Linked DNA regions of Mus musculus: region 1 is linked to region 2. A link is a loop called in an ENCODE intact Hi-C map of the cell type or tissue named here. Cell type or tissue: left cerebral cortex. All regions are shown on one strand. Links, peaks and the distances in the headings refer to the core of each region. The heading gives the core; the rest is flanking DNA.

Region 1 (2,909 bases), core at 261-2,760, 120 kb before region 2:
GTGGGATAGCTAACTGTCTGGAAGTATGACTAGGTGGGTACCAGTGGTCACAGTGGCTCAAGGTACAAAAGCCAAAGTAGTGATGGTATCTTCACCCATATAGCTCTGCTGAGAGGCCCGTGGCTCTTCTGTGAGCCCTTAGTTCATGGGTGGGGTTTAAGAGTGACCCTAGATTCTAATTTGTTGTGTTTTTTTAAAATTTACTCCTTAGCCTCCCTTTCTTCCTCTACATTTGCCCTGAGTCTTATGCACAGTGAGTGGCCTTTTCATTGTCCCCTGCAGTACCTTCTTTATTTGTATTAAAGCATGGCAGGCACACGGTGCTATATGTCAGAAGGCAGTATACCAGCACCACAGCAACCAGCAGCCATGGCCCCCAGCCTGCTCTCTGCAGAGACAGAGTCTGCATCTATCACCGGCGGGCTTTTTCCGTGAGAGGTAAGCAAGGAGCCAAACGGATCAAGTTCTTACCCTGGAACTCTGAACTCTCCCTTCCTTCCCTTCCTGTGTACACACACGGCTTCTGTTCTCCTTCCGTCTTTGTCCATTTTAGACAACATCCCATGGCTTCCCACCATGGGAAACAAAGACTCAGCTCTGTTACAAAGGGGTCCACATATCTGACTTCCTGCAAGTTAGACAGACCAGTGGACAGACCCCTGGACTCCCTGGGCGCTGTAAGCATTGTTAAGACATTAAAATTGTGCTGGGTGGTGGTGGCGAACGCCTTTGATCCCAGCACTTGGGAGGCAGAGGCAGGTGGATTTCTGAGTTCGAGGCCAGACTGGTCTACAAAGTGAGCTCCAGGACAGCCAGGGCTACACAGAGAAACCCTGTCTCAGAAAACAAAAAACAAAACAAAACAAACAAACATTAAAATTGCTTCTTAATGTTAATATACTCAAGGCTAGGTTTGCTACAGCTAGCTTTTATGTCAACTTGACACAAGCCAGAGTCACCTGAGAGAGTGCCCCCAGAAAATCAGGCTGCAGGCAGTTAAGCCCATAAGGCTTTTTTTTTGGATTGATGGAGAAGGGCCAGCCCACTGTGGGTGGTGCCATCTCTGGCCTGGGTTCTATATGAAAGCAGGCTGCCAGTAAGCTGCACTGATCCATGGTTTCTGCATCAGCTCCTGCCTCCAGGTTCCTGCCCTGAACAGTGATGTGGAAGTGTAAGCAAAATAAAGCTTTAGTTTCTAACTTGGTTTTGGTCATGATGTTTTATCACAGCAATAGTAACCCTACCTAAGACAAGATTGTAAGCGTATTTTTTCCCCGCTGATGTTCACTTCTATAAATGAGCAAAGTAACTGGGGTGGGCAATGAGGCTAAGTAGCTGCAGTTGGACTCACCCTTGCTGCTTTGAGTGAAAGGACAGTCAGTCTAACAGTCAACCAGACTACCCTGTGCTAGCACCAGCTATCTTGGATACTCCACAGACACTCAGAACAAGTTATGAAAAAAGCATGGCTGACCGCCTTGGTTCTTGAAGGTCCGCCAAGGATGTCTGAGACAGTTTGTACCAGCCCCCACCCCCCTTTCTTTTTGAGACAGGGTCCCTAGCTCAGGAAAGCCTCAAACTTATTTGCAGAGGAATATACCCTTGAATTTCTGATCTCCCTGGCCTCCACCTCCCAAGTGCCAGGAGTACAGGCATGTGGCACAATACCGGGTGCTAGGAATTGAATCTGGGGCTTTCTGCACGACAGATAAACATTCTGCTGAAGTACAACTTGACCCCTGTACCAGACTCTGTTAGCTTAAGACGCTTGCTGAGCGCCACGTGACCGTGCAACTATTATCATTCTGTCCAGAAGGGGCGCAATTTCCCCAGTGATCTAGCTGAAGGACTGCTGAGGCTGCTGCTAAGGGAAAAGTCTGTGATTGGTCCAAACAAACGGCTCCGATTGGCTCAACTACCTACAGGCTGCTCAGGCTCTCTAGACAGTCTTCTGTGCTATTCATCATTCCTGGTATTACAATAGGACCCAGTAAAAGTTTCCCTCAGGTGTTCTCTTAGCCCCTGCTTTCAGTAGTGTGGGCTGAGCTGGCAACACTTAAATAAGCGGAGACAGCAGCAAATGGTGACTGTATTAGAGACGGCGGGAGAAGAGAGGCAGCAAGAGGCAGCGGAACAGCAGTGGCAGTGACAGCTGAGCAGGTGGCAAGCTAAGCTGTGAAGGCAATAAGGCAGCTATCATCCCGAAAAAAGCAGTGGTGATCCTGATGATGGTCCCAGTGGCCCTATGAGAAGGCCTGCTAGGTGTTCTGGTTTCCCCCCTCGCAAGGTGCCAAAACTTCCCGGCAGCGGCTAAGCTGTGGAAGGAGTCAGGCAACTTGGGAGTGACTGAGAGGGAGCAGAAGCAATGATGCTGTGGTTGGGGCGCGGGGGTGGAATGGGGTGGGGTGCGGGGGGCAAAGCCCTGTCCAAGCAGTAGTTCAGCTAAAGCATGAGAATCAAGAATTCAAGGCTAGCCTGGCCTACATCTTAGGATCCTATCTCCCAACACACACACACACACACCACACACACACACACACACACACACACACACACACACACACACACACACACACACAGAGGCATGCACATGTGACAGAGACAAATGATTGGCTCAAGAACTCTCTGTTGCTTTGTGGCTTAGGTTGGAAGACAGCCCTGTGCAGATGGATCTGGAACTGCCCCCATGGTATAGTTAATGCAGAGGTAATGCACATCTGCCTCTCCTCTTGGATGTGTGACCATGGGCAAGTTGCTGGTCTCTGTTTTTCATTGCCTCTCACCAAATCCTGGCAATAAGAACATCCTTGTATTTCTGGATTCCGAACAACAGGATACGAACTCTGGTATAAAGCCCTACCTGATACTTTGAGCCATCCTCAATCATTTGGGTTAGAATCTGGCCTGCT
Region 2 (2,909 bases), core at 218-2,717:
AGTTGCTGCTCTGACTTGGGGGTCCTGCATACTTTTGTCCTGGGTCTGGTAGTCACAGCTAACTAAGCTAGCCTCCAGGGCTGGTGGATGGGGTATTCAGAGGCACAGGGGTGGGCACCCTCCCTGGGTGTGACTTGGGCAGCAGTGCGCTGACCACCTTGAGCTATTCTCACATCCCTGGCACAGCTCCTTTGACGCTGCAATCAGGTGCTTTGGAGACTTTAGCCCTGGGGTCACAGTTGGGGGTGGGGGGGGGGTGGGTGTTATCCAGAGCCTGCATGGGAAGCACACTGTTCATCAAAGTCACGTGTCTACTTCCTCTCCTATCTGTGTGACCTCACAGCAAATCTCTAGCTCTCGGAGCCTCAGTTTCCTGGTCTTTAAAGTGTCCTAATGGCACCAACCCCTCAGAACTGAGCTAGAGAGGCTAAAGGACAGGACCTTAATGACACTGGCTCTAAAGCCACACGCTCTGACACTTACAATCTGTCTAGCTCTGAGTGAGTCCTTTGGCATCTCTGAATAGCAGTTTCCTCTTCTATCAAGGGAGGGTAGCTTCTGAATCTCCCTGCAGGCCGTGCTCTGCACGCAGGGTAGCAGTCTGGGGCCATTTCAATTACTGTGCTGAAGATTGCAGCCACGGGCTCTTGAGCAGTGGCTACCTCAGAAACCCCACTTCCTCAGACTGGAGAAGAGGCATTTCCCAGCTGTCGCTGGCAGACTGGAGGTTACAGCTGCCACTGTCTGCTGGGAGTGGCTCTCCGGAGGTCTCGTCCTGAGCACTCTTATCTGATGGAACATAAACAGCACGCAAGGTTTTCAAGCAAGGCTGGGGAAGTGTCTGCTCCCTGCCAGCCTCCTCGCCCAGCAGAGAGGCAGCTGAGGCTAGAAGCTGGGGGCAGACAGGAGATGGAAGCTCTCGTGAATAAATCACCACATGATCTGGGCTAATGCACTGGCTGTGGACAGCATGTGCAATTAGTGCGTTAATTGTCAGAGCTGGTGACTTTTGTGCAGGCACGGCCCAGCATGCCTGTGTTTACAGAGTGCCAAGTGCCTTCTGGGGCTCAGTAACCCTGAGAGCATGCCCCCTTCTCCTCCAGTAGCATTACCCTAGGACACTTAACCCCTGTTGGCTGTACCCGAGTGGGCTTTCCAAGCCTCTGAAAGGACTCTATACCTAGGGACTCAGCTAGGTCCACTTGGTCTGGGGCTGCTGGGATAAACCCCCACCCCCAATTCCCTTTTTTTTTTTCATGAAGCCTCTTTTTGGATTCCCCCCCCCTTTTTTTTCTTTTGAACCAAAGCTGTCCCAGACTAGCCAGATACTGCCTGTTGCCAAGGTGACCACACCATCTCTCTCCTACCCTGCAGCATCGCTTGGGTTGGGTGTGTGCATCTGCCCTACTGCCTAGCCCTGAACAAGGTGTATGTGTTCACGACCATGTGTACACACAAGAGCAGACACAGAGTCCCGGTGTGCACGGCACCACCAGCGTGAGCAGATCTGCTCATGCACATGCAAAAGCAGACAGATTGCACGCGTGTTGACAGTTGCACACAGATATGTTGACCTCTCTATGAGTCAAGAGCTGTTGGCTGTGCCAAGTGATTCTCAGGCTCCATCCCACAGCCTCTCTAGCACCACAGCTGCCTGCATGCACAGCTGTGGGGCGAGTGCACTAGCTTGTGGCAGCCCACAGTACTTACTATTAGGCCAGATCACAGCCCTTGACACCTATGGTACCCTGGAGGTCCCCTTAGGGTCTCCCTGGGCCTAGTGTCTGGTGCCCCCTTGGGGCCACTGGCTATGCTGCCACCCTGGCTCAAATTCCTTGTGTATGCTTCCCTGCCATCTTCTGAATAAGTTTCCCCGCTTCCAAGCCCTTGGCCTGATCTTGGGGAATGTTCTAGAAGAGCATGCACCATGCCTCAGGCCATGTGACAGTGAAGATGCTACATATATCAATGGCAGTGCATGCCATCTGCTGTGCACTCAAAGATGCCCTAGGCACTTAGCACAGAGCAATGCCATTAATGCTCCAATTGCTGTGGTTGAGAGGCAGTTTGCTTAGGTCCATTTTAAAGATGTGAACATTGGCTGGAGAGATGGCTCAGCTGGTAAAGAGCACTGGCTGTTCTTCCAGAGGTCCTGAGTTCAATTCCCAGCAACCATATGGTGGCTCACAGCCATCTGTAATGGGATCTGACGCTTTCTTCTGGCATGCACCATATATGCACATAGAAGACTCAGACATAGATTTTTTTTTAAAGAAAAGATCTGAAACCCAAGACAAAGGTTCATCACATATACTATGCCTTTGAGATGAAAGTGAGTGGCCTAGAGCAGGCTACAACCAGGAGCTGATGTAGAAAGGCCCTACCACCACCCCCAGCCCCCAGCCTAGCATCTTCCCTGAAAGGTGCAGCAGGTGGCAGGAGGGCAGGCAGGAGCAGCCTTATTCACTTGAGAGCCTCACCAGCTGCTCCAGAGGGTGTCCCATGGCTTCACCCAGACTCACAGCCCAGGTATGAACTGACCAGCCTGCTTAGAGCCAGGCGCCTCGGAATGGAGATTTCCCTTTCCCAGAAGTGACTGCCAAGGCTGTTGAGAGGCCAGAGCGAAGCTCTCACTCCCCTTGAGCCAAGCAGGATTGTTTCCTTGGGGCTTTCAGGACAGAGACCTGCTAGTGAAGCCCATGTTCCCTTCAGATTGACCACTTTCTTGAAGTCTAGGCTTATGGGCTGGGTCAGCAGGAGGGAAACACCAGGGCCTGAGGCACCAACTCAGGCACTTGGCAGCTCCTGCCTCCACGTGGCATCAGTTAGCTCCCTAACTGAGAGGCACACAGTCTGAGAAGGCTTCCTGTAGGAAGTGGTGCTAAGCCAAGCCTGTGGCACGGATTTCT

The links. A loop is a pair of places that touch in the nucleus more often than their neighbours do. Peaks named below come from ENCODE experiments on the same cell type or tissue, not always from the same donor. Only the 100,000 strongest peaks of a DNase experiment are listed, where the experiment ranks them.
Region 1: a loop joins it to region 2, with 8 times the contacts of the local background. A loop is called at or near these places in 3 of 42 quality-filtered maps.

What each region holds. Positions count from the first base shown.
Region 1 is chr11:60,925,627-60,928,535 of GRCm38, forward strand. All of the region lies in intron 1 of Map2k3os (mitogen-activated protein kinase kinase 3, opposite strand), which reads right to left. Among named protein-coding and RNA genes, the nearest start is that of Map2k3os, 4.8 kb to the right of the region's middle. In left cerebral cortex, for the core only: a CTCF peak has its summit at 1,815; a DNase peak (open chromatin) is centred at 1,836; H3K4me3 peaks cover 426 bases.
Region 2 is chr11:61,042,101-61,045,009 of GRCm38, forward strand. All of the region lies in intron 1 of Kcnj12 (potassium inwardly-rectifying channel, subfamily J, member 12), which reads left to right. Among named protein-coding and RNA genes, the nearest start is that of Kcnj12, 21 kb to the left of the region's middle. In left cerebral cortex, for the core only: a CTCF peak has its summit at 1,779 (motif pointing left); DNase peaks (open chromatin) are centred at 844 and 1,748.